Regions from separate parts of the Homo sapiens genome. Here region 2 is linked to region 1. A link is an interaction called in ENCODE POLR2A ChIA-PET data of the cell type or tissue named here. Cell type or tissue: endothelial cell of umbilical vein. All regions are shown on one strand. Each heading gives the region's core, and the rest is flanking DNA. Links, peaks and the distances in the headings are about the cores only.

What was found. ChIA-PET counts read pairs that join two places held together with the same protein. Peaks named below come from ENCODE experiments on the same cell type or tissue, not always from the same donor. Only the 100,000 strongest peaks of a DNase experiment are listed, where the experiment ranks them.
Region 2: POLR2A ChIA-PET joins it to region 1 with 6 read pairs; 2 of 35 experiments call an interaction of 5 or more read pairs at or near these places.

What each region holds. Positions count from the first base shown.
Region 1 is chr12:101,388,460-101,396,083 of GRCh38, reverse strand. It overlaps ARL1 (ARF like GTPase 1), which reads left to right. Exons shown (of 6, transcript NM_001177.6): 6 at 414-2,968. The coding sequence ends at 444. Among named protein-coding and RNA genes, the nearest start is that of ARL1, 16 kb to the left of the region's middle. In endothelial cell of umbilical vein, for the core only: no CTCF peak of the experiment used is centred there; no DNase peak of the experiment used is centred there.
Region 2 is chr12:101,851,818-101,859,441 of GRCh38, reverse strand. No RefSeq gene overlaps it. Among named protein-coding and RNA genes, the nearest start is that of DRAM1, 22 kb to the left of the region's middle. RefSeq lists cis regulatory regions at 3,504-4,180, 4,433-4,650 and an enhancer at 4,160-4,659. In endothelial cell of umbilical vein, for the core only: no CTCF peak of the experiment used is centred there; DNase peaks (open chromatin) are centred at 2,211 and 3,871.

The sequences.
Region 1 (7,624 bases), core at 947-5,946:
GTATCTCTATTCCTACTGCCTAATCACTCACTTAAAGTTAGATGCCCTTGTCACAGATTAGTGACATAGTACTTGTTTTGCTGTCTTGTAAGTTTGATTTGTTCATCTACTCATTAGATAATCACCTCCTTGAGGATTGAGACTAGTTTCACCTCTGAGTCATCCATATGTAGCCCAGAAGTAGTAGTAGCCTGGAAAATAGGTATTTGGTCTTTTTTGAATTTTTCATTCAAATCATAGACAAATTCAAAGCTTAGAGGAACCTTATGGATATCTAGTGCATAACCTCATCTGTGTTAGCTGTCATCATTTTAAGTACTTTGGAATCCACCTCCAATACAAAGTTTATTATAGATGATCATGCTTTATACCTGAAAATTAATTTTATAAAACAGTTCATTTTCTCTTTACAGGTTAGTTGAAACATTAAAAAGCAGACAGTAATTCAGTCCATTCTTCTCCCCTGAAATGAAGACTACATCACCTCTCTCCCTTTGGAAACAGTCAAGTGTACTTCACACTACTAGATGTTAAAACTATATGATTATTGGCATATACTGACTGACTGCAATATTTGTAGTAAATAGGGAAAATAAGTATTTAGTTGGAGGGATAATTTGATCGAATCACCTGAATGTTCTATGTAATGTAAAATATTCTTTTCTTGCTTTCTTGTGTTAAGGTATATATTCTATTTGTATGGAATTCTTATTCAAATACAGTTCTATTAAAGAGTATACTCCTATTGGATGAAAAAAACCTATTTTTGAATAGTAGTTGCAGCTTGTTTGTATAAATACTAAAAAATATCTTAACAGATTTTTTTCCCCTTAAAATGAATTATCTTTCCAAAGATTAGACTCAGTATGAGAGTAGGTGAGGAACATAGTTTGTGTAATATAATCTTTATTTGCTTACCTGACCACTTTTTATTAAGCTGTTTTGTTTAAAAGCTTTTGGTTATAGGCATGAATATTGTTTTGATGGTTAACTTCACTGACTTATCTGTAAGTGTCATTTTATAGTACTTTACAGTTGTCAAAAAAAATCTTACATATATTGATCTAGTTGATCGGTAGAGGAAGCTTGTGAAGTAGGTAGGACAGGTTATGATGTCTTCACTGTATGGACGTGAACCCAGGGTTCTAATAGGTTGGCTTGCCCAAGGTCACCTGCTAGCTTGTAAGGTAGGAATAGGGCTCAAAGTAAAACTTTTGGTTCAGAAGCTTGACTCATAAACTATACTATATATTCCCAAAAATGTCAGTATTGACAACACAGTCTAACTCTTAAATAAAATTATGCTAATTAGTTACATTCAAAATAATGTTTATAAATTTATTTGTCTATACTAGTAGAAGTGATCAGTGACATACTATAAATAATCCTAAATGGTTATATTTGATAGAATTCATAACACATTAAAGAGAAAATTTCACATTAAAGGAAGGTTTAAAAATCTATTTTCAGATTATAAAAGGTGTCTTTACTGGTTTTCATTCCTTTTATCTACATGTAATTGGACATGTAAACTTGTTAAAAATCAAAATCTTACTGATTGTACAGGGAGAAATTAAGCATTCTGTTTTAAAAATTAGGCTTATTGCTAGACTGTAAGTTTAAAAACAATTCATGTTCAAAGGAGCTTTTCAAATTACCCAGTCCACCACAGAATCAGCTAATGTGACAGAAGTAAATATAGTGCGTCATAATTGCTAAAAACAGGGTGAATTTCTTTCACTTAAGTTGGAAAACCAGCCTCTAAAAAATTAGGTGCTGGTAATGAGAGCTTAATACCATGGTTCCCTGCAGGTCTCAGAAACATTAGTAGTTCCTTTCTTGGCCCTCACTGTCCTTCCAGTGTTGGCCTCTGGCCTCTTCCCCTCACATTTATGTTCATTCTCCGGGCTTATATTCATTCTCTGCTGCTTTCTCCCTTCACCCGTGGGACTCTCACCCTTCTTGCTCATTCTCCAGCACCCATTCCTACTTTAGTCTCTTTGAAATCTTTTTTGGAGATTTTCCTTCAGCTACAAATGTTCCAGTACAACCAATATTACTCCTGAGGGGCAAAGACTTTTTCATATTTATGTCCCTAGTATCTGGTATGGCGCCTGGCATATGGCATTTCAGAATATGTTCATAGTTGAAACAGTAGGATAGATATTTGTCATCTTGACAAGTAGCCCTTTGCAATTTATACTTGAGTTCACTCCTGGTCAATGGCACATGGCTGGAAAATGCAGAAAGCAAGTTCACTTACAGCCTGAGGCTTATAAAGCTTGTACAGCTGCCTCCCGGCAGTCCAGGAAAACTGCAAAAAATGGGAAGTAAGGTCCTGGCAGGCAGACCCGGCATGTAGCCGCTGGCCATCTTGAATCCTAGGGCATGAAGTTGCCCCAAAGTTCAGCACTTGGTTAAGCCTGATCCCTCTGGTTTATCACAAAGAATAGGATGGGATAAAGAAAGTGGACACTTAAATAAGCTATAAATTATATGGTCCTTGTCTAGCAGGAGACAACTGCACAGGTATACTACCAGCGTTTGGATATTGATATATACATGGCAAATCTGAATATTGTTTTATGAGAGGCCTGGCAATGGGTAAAACACCAAACTTGAAATCAGAACATAGGTGCAAATGGCCACTCCTGTAGTTTCTTTTCTGTAAAATGGGATCTGGACGAATGATACCAAACGTTTCTTTCTAACATTGTATTTTATAACTCTGGCCTATGATTGTGTTGTGTCTTGCATTAAAAAAAAAAATTTGAGAGTGGTAGAATTACTTCTGTTATCTGAAATACCTGAGATGCACTTTAAACTGTTGAAATGTAAGCTCTGAGGGCAGGGACCGTATCTTATTTACTGTTAGTATCCGTTGCATCTAGTGTGGTGCACCTGGCACACAGTAGGCACTCAATAAATATGTATTGATTAAAAACAAAGACGTCTTCAATATGCCAGATATATTTGTCCTTTCTGATCTTTGCCTTAGTATTTTATTTTTAAAAATTTTATGAAAGCAATACATGCACTTAAGTCACTTAGAATTAATTAAAATCAGTCTTCTAAGATGGCCTCCTTTTGATAAATTACAAAGCCCTTAGAAGCGTGAGAATTCCCGTTTGAGATACACACTACATCAAAGCACAGATGCTGAAGTGAATGAACATTTGATTTCTGTGCCACATACTGTCATATTCTAAGCCCGTAATTACAAATTATAAAGCATGGACTTTTGTTTTTTTTTTTTTTTTTTTTTTTTGAGATGGAGTCTCACTGTCACCCAGGCTGGAGTGCATTGGCACGATCTCGGCTCACTGTAACCTCTGCCTCCCAGGCGCAAGCGATTCTCCTGGCTCAGCCTCCTGAGTAGCTGGGACTACAGGTGCCGTGCCACCACGCCCGGCTAATTTTTGTATTTTTAGTAGAGACAGGGTTTCATCATGTTGGCCAGGCTGGTCTCGAACTCCTGACCTCAAGTGATCCACCTGCCTTGGCCTCCCAAAGTGCTGGGATTACAGGTGTGAGCCACCACGCTCAGCTCAAAGCATGGACTTTGAATCTTGATTGTAGCACCTACATCCTGTATCACCCTTAGGCAAGTTATTTACTCTGAGTCTCAGTTTCTTCATCTGTAAAATAGGAACCAATTGTAGAAATCTCTCAGGAGTACTAGGATTAAACAAAATGTATCCAAAGTGCCTGGCACATAGGGTGGATTTCCCACCCCATATGTCCCCAAATATATGGGGCACTAAAGAATATTTCTTCCACATCAAGTATAGGGTGAGGCAAAAGATGCTATGTGGTTGAACAACAGAAACAACTTGAGCCACCTCTAAATAAGTGTGACTTATTACAGTTTTAGTTTGTTTTTATTTTTTTATTATACTTTAAGTTTTAGGGTATATGTGCACAACGTGCAGGTTAGTTACATATGTATACATGTGACATGCTGGTGTACTACACCCACTAACTCGTCATCTAGCATTAGGTATATCTCCCAATGCTATCCCTCCCCCCTTCCCCCACCTCACAACAGTCCCCAGAGTGTGATGTTCCCCTTCCTGAGTCCATGTGTTCTCATTGTTCAGTTCCCACCTATGAGTGAGAATATGCGGTGTTTGGTTTTTTGTTCTTGGCGATAGTTTACTGATAATGATGATTTCCAATTTCATCCATGTCCCTACAAAGGACATGAACTCATCATTTTTTATGGCTGCATAGTATTCCATGGTGTATATGTGCCACATTTTCTTAATCCAGTCTATCATTGTTGGACATTTAGTTTGGTTCCAAGTCTTTGCTATTGTGAATAGTGCCGCAATAAACATACGTGTGCATGTGTCTTTATAGCAGCATGATTTATAGTGCTTTGGGTATATACCCAGTAATGGGATGGCTGGGTCAAATGGTATTTCTAGTTCTAGATCCCTGAGGAATCGCCACACTGACTTCCACAGTGGTTGAACTAGTTTACAGTCCCACCAACAGTGTAAAAGTGTTCCTATTTCTCCACATCCTCTCCAGCACCTGTTGTTTCCTGACTTTTTAATGATTGCCATTCTAACTGGTGTGAGATGGTATCTCATTGTGGTTTTGATTTGCATTTCTCTGATGGCCAGTGATGGTGAGCATTTTTTCATGTGTTTTTTGGCTGCATAAATGCCTTCTTTTGAGAAGTGTCTGTTCATGTCCTTCGCCCACTTGTTGATGGGGTTGTTTGTTTTTTTTCTTGTAAATTTGTTTGAGTTCATTGTAGATTCTGGATATTAGCCCTTTGTCAGATGAGTAGGTTGCGAAAATTTTCTCCCGTTTTGTGGGTTGCCTGTTCACTCTGATGGTAGTTTCTTTTGCTGTGCAGAAGCTCTTTAGTTTAATTAGATCCCATTTGTCAATTTTGGCTTTTGATGCCATTGCTTTTGGTGTTTTAGACATGAAGTCCTTGCCCATGCCTATGTCCTGAATGGTATTGCCTAGGTTTTCTTCTAGGATTTTTATGGTTTTAGGTCTAACGTTTAAGTCTTTAATCCATCTTGAATTGATTTTTGTATAAGGTGTAAGGAAGGGATCCAGTTTCAGCTTTCTACATATGGCTAGCCAGTTTTCCCAGCACCATTTATTAAATAGGGAATCCTCTCCCCATTGCTTGTTTTTCTCAGGTTTGTCAAAGATCAGATGGTTGTAGATATGCAGCATTATTTCTGAGAGCGCTGTTCTGTTCCATTGATCTATGTCTCTGTTTTGGTACCAGTACCATGCTGTTTTGGTTACTGTAGCCTTGTAGTATAGTTTAAAGTCAGGTAGCGTGATGCCTCCAGCTTTGTTCTTTTGGCTTAGGATTGACTTGGCGATGCGGGCTCTTTTTTGGTTCCATATGAACTTTAAAGTAGTTTTTTCCAATTCTGTGAAGAAAGTCATTGGTAGCTTGATGGGGATGGCATTGAATCTATAAATTACCTTGGGCAGTATGGCCATTTTCACGATATTGATTCTTCCTATCCCTAAGCATGGAATGTTCTTCCACTGGTTTGTATCCTCTTTTATTTCATTGAGCAGTGGTTTGTAGTTCTCCTTGAAGAGGTACTTCACGTCCCTTGTAAGGTGGATTCCTAGGTATTTTATTCTCTTTGAAGCAATTGTGAATGGGAGTTCACTCATGATTTGGCTCTCTCTTTGTCTGTTATTGGTGTATAAGAATGCTTGTGATTTTTGTACATTGATTTTGTATCCTGAGACTTTGCTGAAGTTGCTTATCAGCTTAAGGAGATTTTGGGCTGAGACAATGGGGTTTTCTAGATATACAATCATGTCGTCTGCAAACAGGGACAATTTGACTTCCTCTTTTCCTAACTGGATACCCTTTATTTCCTTCTCCTGCCTAATTGCCCTGGCCAGAACTTCCAACACTGTGTTGAATAGGAGTGGTGAGAGAGGGCATCCCTGTCTTGTGCCAGTTTTCAAAGGGAATGCTTCCAGTTTTTGCCCATTCAGTATGATATTGGCTGTGGGTTTGTCATAGATAGCTCTTATTATTTTGAGATACATCCCATCAATACCTAATTTATTGAGAGTTTTTAGCATGAAGGGTTGTTGAATTTTGTCAAAGGCCTTTTCTGCATCTATTGAGATAATCATGTGGTTTTTGTCTTTGGTTCTGTTTATATGCTGGATTACGTTTATTGATTTGCGTATATTGAACCAGCCTTGCATCCCAGGGATGAAGCCCACTTGATCATGGTGGATAAGCTTTTTGATGTGCTGCTGGATTCGTTTTGCCAGTATTTTATTGAGGATTTTTTCATCAATGTTCATCAAGGATATTGGTCTAAAATTCTCTTTTTTTGGTTGTGTCTCTGCCCAGCTTTGGTATCAGGATGATGCTGGCCTCATAAAATGAGTTAGGGAGGATTCCCTCTTTTTCTATTGATTGGAATAGTTTCAGAAGGAATGGTACCAGTTCCTCCTTGTACCTCTGGTAGAATTCGGCTGTCAATCCATCTGGTCCTGGACTCTTTTTGGTTGGTAAGCTATTGATTATTGCCACAATTTCAGCTCCTGTTATTGGTCTGTTCAGAGATTCAACTTCTTCCTGGTTTAGTCTTGGGAGAGTGTATGTGTCGAGGAATGTATCCATTTCTTCTAGATTTTCTAGTTTATTTGCATAGAGGTGTTTGTAGTATTCTCTGATGGTAGTTTGTATTTCTGTGGGATCGGTGGTGATATCCCCTTTATCATTTTTTATTGCGTCTATTTGATTCTTCTCTCTTTTTTTCTTTATTAGTCTTGCTAGCGGTCTATCAATTTTGTTGATCCTTTCAAAAAACCAACTCCTGGATTCATGAATTTTTTGAAGGGTTTTTTGTGTCTCTATTTCCTTCAGTTCTGCTCTGATTTTAGTTATTTCTTGCCTTCTAGCTTTTGAATGTGTTTGCTCTTGCTTTTCTAGTTCTTTTAATTGTGATGTTAGGGTGTCAATTTTGGATCTTTCCTGCTTTCTCTTGTGGGCATTTAGTGCTATAAATTTCCCTCTACACACTGCTTTGAATGCATCCCAGAGATTCTGGTATGTTGTGTCTTTGTTCTCGTTGGTTTCAAAGAACATCTTTATTTCTGCCTTCGTTATGTACCCAGTAGTCATTCAGGAGCAGGTTGTTCAGTTTCCATGTAGTTGAGCAGTTTTGAGTGAGTTTCTTAATCCTGAGTTCTAATTTGATTGCACTGTGGTCTGAGAGATAGTTTGTTATAATTTGTGTTCTTTTACATTTGCTGAGGAGAGCTTTACTTCCAACTGTGTGGTCAATTTTGGAATAGGTGTGGTGTGGTGCTGAAAAAAATGAATATTCTGTTGATTTGGGGTGGAGAGTTCTGTAGATGTCTATTAGGTCCGCTTGGTGCAGAGCTGAATTCAATTCCTGGGTATGCTTGTTGACTTTCTGTCTCGTTGATCTGTCTAATGTTGACAGTGGGGTGTTAAAGTCTCCCATTATTAATGTGTGGGAGTCTAAGTCTCTTTGTAGGTCACTCAGGACTTGCTTTATGAATCTGGGTGCTCCTGTATTGGGTGCATGTATATTTAGGATAGTTAGCTCTTCTTGTTGAATTGATCCCTTTACCA
Region 2 (7,624 bases), core at 1,766-6,765, 460 kb before region 1:
GTAGCTGGGACTATAGGCGCCCACCACCATGCCTGGCTAATTTTTGTATTTTCAGTAGAATCGGGGTTTCTCTGTGTTGCCTGGGCTGGTCTCAAAATCCTGACCTCAGATGATCCACCCGCCTCGGCCTCCCAAAGTGCTGCAATTACAGGCATGAGCCACCACTCCTGGCCACAGTTGTTTTTCTTTTTATATCTGATATGAATTGGACAAGAATTGAAAGTGGCTATGATAATGACAAAAAGTTCAGAAGGTAATTGTTTGCTTCCCTGCTCAAGGACAAAGAGAGGAGGATTCTTTTGAGAGAGGGGTTTCTTTCATAATTCTTTTACTTAAAAATTAATATCTTGCTGGGCACAGTGGCTCATGCCTGTAATCCCAGCACTTTGGGAGACCAAGGCAGGAGGATCACTTGAGGTTAGGAGTTTGAGACCAGCCTGGCCAAAATGGTGAAACCCCATCTCTACTAAAAATACAAAAATAAGTCGGGCGTGGTGGCATGCACCTGCAGTCCCAGCTACTCAGGAGGCTGAGGGAAAAGAATCACTTGAACCCTGGAGGCAGAGGTTGCGGTGAGCCCAGATCAAGCCACTGCACTCCAGCCTGGGAGACAGAAAGAGACTTTGTCTCAAAAAATATGTAATAATAATAATATTAATTAATGTCTTATTCAGAAACCACTATCCAGGATCCATGATTAATTCATTCAAAAGTTGATTGAGGATGTACAATTTGTCATTGTGCTTTGTGATCAAGAATATGGAAAGGAAACACTCAGTGCCTGAATTCAAGGTCATGGTGTTCAAATGAACTTGATTCATCTAGGGGATAAGTGGTCCAGTGTGACTGGAACACATGAGGATAAGGCTGGGGAGACTGGTGGTGATGACATTATAAAGGACCTTGTGTAACATGCTAAGGAGATTGGATTTTGCCCTGAGAGCAACAAGGAGAGCTCATGAGTAGGGTGGTGTCATCACCAAGTTTATTTTTTGTGGTGATAACTCCGGCAACCCTTAGATAGATTGGACTAGAGATAGCATTAGCGATTAACATCAGGAGGGTCGTTTTAAGAAATGCTAAAAACCTAATTTAAGGCAGTAGATTGTGGATGGAGAAAAAGGATTTGCTGGCCAATTGGATGAGCAGAGTAAGAGATAGAAGAGTTGAAGAAGAGGAGAAGTTGGTTCTAGTTTGAAAGGCTCAATGAACTGGGCATGGTGTCTAGTGCCTGTATGCCCAACACTCTGGGAGTCTGAGGCGGGCAGATCACTTGAGGCCAAGAGTTCCAGACCAGCCTGGCTAACGTTGTGAAACCCCATCTCTACTAAAAATAATACAACATGTAGGCCAGCATGGTGGTGCACATCTGTAATCCCAGATACTTGGGAGGCTGAGACATGAGAATTGCTTGAATTTGGGAGGTGGAGGTTGCAGTGGGCCAAGATGGTGACACTGCACTCCAGCCTAGGTGACAGAGTGAGACTGTCTCAAAAAAAAAAAAAAAAAGGATCAGTGAATATTAATCATTAATTGAGCCAGGGAATAGAAGAAGTCTGGAGGATTATGAATTTGGTTTTAGACATCCAACAGTTTGAGATGTCTGTAGGACACCTAGGTGAAGACAACTGCTAGATAGTTGGAAATTGACTTGGGAAACATCAGTGGAAAGGGGTTGGTATATATGAGATTACCAAAGAGCAAATGCTGCAGTGGAATCAGCACAAAGGGGAAAAGAAGAGGTCGGTTTGGGCAGATAAGCAGTCACTGGCAATCTTTGTAGGAATTTCAGGAGAGTGGTACAGATAGAAGCTGGATTGCATGGAACTGAAAAGTAAAGCAGTAGGTTCAGACTTCTATTCCAAGAAGATAGGTGGAGAAGCACAAGAAGACAAAATGGAGAGATACATTTGGGGGTTAGAACAGAATGCTTTCTGAGAGAGAATATGAAGACATAGCAGAAGTAAGTGATGAAGCAAGAGCAGGAGGAGGAGGAAGGAATTAATAGTAACAAAAATGTGTTTACTTCTCAGAAAATTTTCAGGTTTACCCATCTCAGCCATGTAATTCATGTGCCTGTGCTTAGACCGGATATATCATTCAGGAGTTCTTTCCATTCTGGCTAATTATAATGACCCCAAATCCTAAGGGGCTGGAGAGTTACATAATAGCACTGTAATGCATTGCAGTTCCAGTGAGAGGTTAACATGTGACTCAATGAATAACTCAGCTTGCTGACACATTTATGGACAATGAGCCATCTGAGCATTTCAGAAAAAATTATAGATCTACAGAAAGGTTCCTTAGAGGTCATCTAGTCTAATGCCTTGGATTTGTGCAAGAGGAAACTGTAAAACCAGAGAGGTAATGTGTGCATACTCACATATTATTTAGTGGCAGTCTCCTTCATAATGATCATAATCCAGGTTTTATGGTCTCATCCAGGACCTTTGTCCTCACATTTCTTTGGTTAAAGAATTAAAATAAGAGGCCGGGGGCAGTGGCTCACACCTGTAATCCCAGCACTTTGGGAGACTGAAGAGGCAGTATCACTTGAGGTCAGGAGTTCGAGACCAGCCTGGCCAACAGGGTGAAACCCCATCTCTACTAAAAATACACAAATTAGCCATGCGTGGTGTTGTGCACCTGTAGTCCCAGCTTTCAGGAGGCTGTGGCAGGAGAATCACTTGAGCCCGGGAGGTGGAGGTTGCAGTGAGCTGAGATCACGCTACTACACTCTAGCCTGGGTGACAGAGCAAGACATCATCTTTGAAAAAAAAAAAAGAATTAAAATAAGAAAAGTCTTATTTAAGATTGGCTCAAATTACTCATCAGCAGACCAAAATCTGAAGCATTAAGTATTCTGATTACTTTTTTATGTTTATTTTTTATAAACAGGTCTTTGTGGCAGAATGCATTCCAATTCCTATCAAGTGCAGTTTTCAGTGCTTTTGCTCAATTCTGTCGTTATTATGTCATCATTAATATGTATTGAGCTCCAATGTTTCAATATCAAAATTTAAATATTATGTGTTAGCCTGTTCTCATGCTGCTGTAAGGACATATCTGAGCCTGTGTAATTTATAAAGGAAAGAGGTTTAACTGGATCACAGTTCCACAGGGCTTGGGAGGCCTCAGGAAACTTATAATCATGGCAGAAGGGGAAGTAAACATGTCCTTCTTCACATGGTGGCAGCAGGAAGTGCAGAGTGAAGGTGGTGTAGGGGGGACGCTCTTTAAAACCATCAGATCTGGGGAAACTCACTCACTATCACGAGAACAGCATGGGGGTAACTGCCTCCATGATTCAATTACCTTCTACTAGGTCTCTCCCATGACACGTGGGGATTATGGGAACTCTAGTTCAAAATGAGATTTGAGTGGGGACACAGCCAGACCATATCATATATCTTAGCTATGTAAAAACATGTACTCTTGATTTTGTATAATTAATCTAAAAAGAGAAGAGGAGCAGAAGACACTCAAATTTGATAGTTAAAGGGTGATATAAATGTTGTACCTCCCCAAATAGTTTTTTCTCTATAAACTTTTTCCCGTTCTTGCAAACATTCCTCACTTTGGGACTAGGAGATGTTTATTGCCTCAGGGAAAAGAAAGAGAAGAACTAGCTTTAGGTCAAGGAAGAAAAACAAAAATTCTAAAAGGGACGTCTACCCAGAGGGAAGCCTTCCTCTGGTCTAGTGGTGCAGGGTGTAGAAGATGTGCAGGAAGAGATTAGACACCAAGACCCTTGCTTTACACATAGCTCCTTCTCCCTGTTGAAACTCAAGGGGTTGTAGTGATAAGTGTTAGCCAGCTTGCTTTAGGCAGACAGTAAGGGAAGGGTCCCCGGAGAACCTCCCACCCACCCTACAAGTGCTTACACCAGATGTTTTGTGCAGATAAGGGAACTTGCACGGGGAGCTTGCCTAAACATGCCTGCAGTGGAAAATTCCATTCCTTAACACATACACAGTAAGGGAAATAAATCAATATGGAGCTGCTCAGTCCAAGGGCCTGCATCAGCACTGGAAGGACAGGGTGGAGCCACCAGAAATTCATGCCTTAAGCCCTGGTATTCAACTGTGAAGGGGGCAACCAGTAAACTGCTTTCAGGTCCCCTCTTTTTGCTGAGAGCTTTCCTTTCACTTAATAAATTCTGCTCCACTCACTCTTCAAGTGTCTGCATGCCTAATTCTTCCTGGTTGTGAGATGAGAACCCAGACCTAGTGGTGGTAAGGAATAAAAAATCCTGCATCAGTAGCTGATTAGAAAAGTGAAAACCCAGTTTATGTTGAAGAGAGAAAATATATGTAAAGACAGATTTAACCTGACTTCTTGTTTTGAAATGGAGAGAACACCACTGCAGAGTGCACCTAGGCTTACGGTGATGTAATGGTAGCCTAATTAGCCTAATTCAACAGTGCAGACCTCCCTTGATGACTTGGAAGAGAGTCAAAAGACCCCTTTTCAGCATCCTTTTTGGGGAAGTGAAAGGTAATTGAGTGTGACCTGCCATTGGGTCACCATGAGGAAGTGGGTAGACAGGGACCTGATAACCTCTACCACATGTCTGAGGGAGGCAGTGGCTGAGCCTTGAAGGGATGCAAAAGTGAGGTCAAGTCACATTTGTAGATCAATGGGCCCTACCACAACTGATATGGTTTGGCTGTGTCCTCACCCAAATCTCACCTTGAATTGTAATAATCCCCAGGTGTCAAGGGCAGGGACAGGTGGAGATAATTGAATCATAGGGCATTTTCACCCATACTATTCCTGTGGTAGTGAATAAGTCTCTCAAGATCTGATGGTTTTATAAAGGGCAGTTTCCCTGCACAAGCTCTCTTGCCTGCCACTGTGAAAGACATGCCTTTGCTCCTCACTCGTCTACCGCCATGATAGTGAGGCCTCCCAGCCATGCGGAACTGAGTCAACTAAACCTCTTTTCTTTATAAATTACCCAGTCTCAGGTATGTCTTTACTAGCAGTGCGAGAACAGACTAATATACGCCAACCAAGAGGACAGACCAATAGTCATACTGCACACTCTAGCAGCAAATGTCCCCAGTGTCCCAGTGGCTGAGCATAACCAGGGTATCAATACTAAGTTGAGCAAAAACCTTGAAGCCTACAAGGATTCCAAAGCCTATGGAGAGACTCATTTATGGGTAAATGTGCCAAGAGTGCACATGGCTTGCCCATGGAACCCTGACACCTTGAAAAGTAAGAGAAAGAAGGATGAAATGGCTCTGATGTGGAGTTAAATATTAGATTATTTAATATTTACTCAGCAAGAGATAATCTTAACCATCTTGCAGAGACTAACGGACCTTTATTTGACAAGTTTAACTCCTGCGGCATCCTACTTCTCTGCCTTCCTCCTCCCTCAAACCAAATGGAGTTTACTGAGAATGTTTAGATCAATTATAAACAGAGACAAAGGAGTAACAGTTGTGGCCTATGGGAGTTGCGGTATTTAAATTTTTAACCTTATGCTGAGCATGGTGGCTCACACCTATAATCCCAGTATTTTGGGAAGCTGAGGCAGGTGGATCACTTGAGGCCAGGAGTTCGAGACCAGCTGGGCCAACATGGCAAAACCTGTCTCTACTAAAAATACAAAAAAAATTGGCTGGACGTGATGGCTCCTACCTGTAATCCTAGCACTTTGGGAGGCCAAGGCGGGCGGATCACCTGAGGTCAGGAGTTCGAGACCAGCCTGGCCAGCATGGCGAAACCCCGCCTCTACTAAAAATACAAAAATGAGCTGGGCGTGGTGGTGGGGAGCCTGTAATCCCAGCTACTTGGGAGGCTGAGAGAGGAGAATTGCCTGAACCCGGGAGACAGAGGTTGCAGTGAGCAGAGATCGCACCACTGCACTCCAGCCTGGGCAACAAAGAGCGAAACTCTGTCTAAACAAAAAAAAAAAAAAAAAATGAGCTGGGCGTAGGGGTGCAGGCCTGTGATCCCAGCTACTCAGGAGGCTGAGGCAGGAGAATCACTTGAACCTGGGAGGCAGAGGTTGCAGTGAGCTGAGATCACGCCACTGCACTTCAGCCTGGGTGACAGAGGAACACTGTCTCAAAAACTAATAATAATAAAATAACAAAATGAATAAATAAAATTTTAACCTTATAACACTTGCTATGTATCAGGCACCATGCTGAGATCTTTATGTGCATTATCTCATTTGATCCACACAGCAGCCTTGTAAGTTATTATTATACCCATTTTACACATGAGGAAACTGAGACTTAGAAATGATAAGAGGAGACCTGGTATCAAGTCACACTGATTGATTCCAGAGGCTATGTTTTTGATGTTTCCCTGTAGGTCTCTATGTTTTCCCTGTAGGTCAAGTAGGATACTTAATGAAAGAATAAACACTTCAATCATCACTGATTGATTGAGGTTTTATATACCACCCTAAACTTTTATGTCTCTGAAATTCCAAGTGTCATTCATTCATTCAACAAATATTTTTGAGTACTTACTATGTGTCAGTCCCTGGGCTTAGCAATAGGTGTATAATGGTTAATAAACTGCATTTGACAAAATCGGGGTGGTCACCCAAAAGGAAATCAGGATCTCTTGCCCTGATGTTGAACCTAAGTCAGTTTTCAGACCTGGTACTGGTGGACTGAAGAGGTGGCCAGGTCCCCAGAATAAAGAACCCTGAAACATCATCTTGAGTATATTCTGTAATGATTTTCAGTCCTTTATCAAAAAGACCAGTGGTCATTTACTGAGGTAGCTGTGCACTGGGGAAAGAGGAATACCCAGAGGCATTCAAGGACTATTCAACACGGACTGAGCTGACACTGAGATTTGGAGTCCTGAAGCATTATCATGTGTTGTTTGTCTTTGTCTTTTAGTGTTTAAGTTAATAATAGGTACATCACACACTTAACATATATGAGTTTCAAACATTTTTTCAGGGCTGGGTGTGGTGGCTCATGCCTATAAACCCAGCACTTTGGGAAGTCCAGGTGGGCAGATCACTTGAGCCCAAGAGTTCCAGACCAGCCTGGGTGACATGGTGAGACCCCATCTCTAGAAAAACAAACAAACAAACACACACACACACACACACACACACACAAACCAAGAAATTAGCCAAGCACGGCTATTTAGGAGCTATTTAGGAGGCTGAGATGGGAGGATCACTGGAGCTTATGAGGCGGAGGTTCCAGTGAGCTGAGATCACACCACTGCACCCCAGCCTGGGGGACAGAGTGAGACCCTGTCTCAAAACAAGCCACAAAAACAAAAACACAAATTTTAAAAATAGATCTAGATTTGTCATTCTTCAAAATAAGGTTTTAATTGGTTTTAGATTTTCTTTTTTTTCTTTTTTTTTGTTTTTTGAGATGGAGTCTTGCTCTGTAACCCAGGTTGCAGTGCAGTGGTACGATCTCAGCTCACTGCAACCTCTGCCTCCCATGTTCAAGCAATTCTCCTGCCTCAGCCTCCCTAGTAGCTGGGATTACAGGAGCACGCCACCACGCCCAGCTAATTTTTGTATTTTTAGTAGAAACGGGGTTTCACTGCGTTGGCCAGGCTAGTCTCGAACGCCTGACCTCAGGTGATCCACCTGCCTTGGCCTCACAAAGTGCTGGGATTA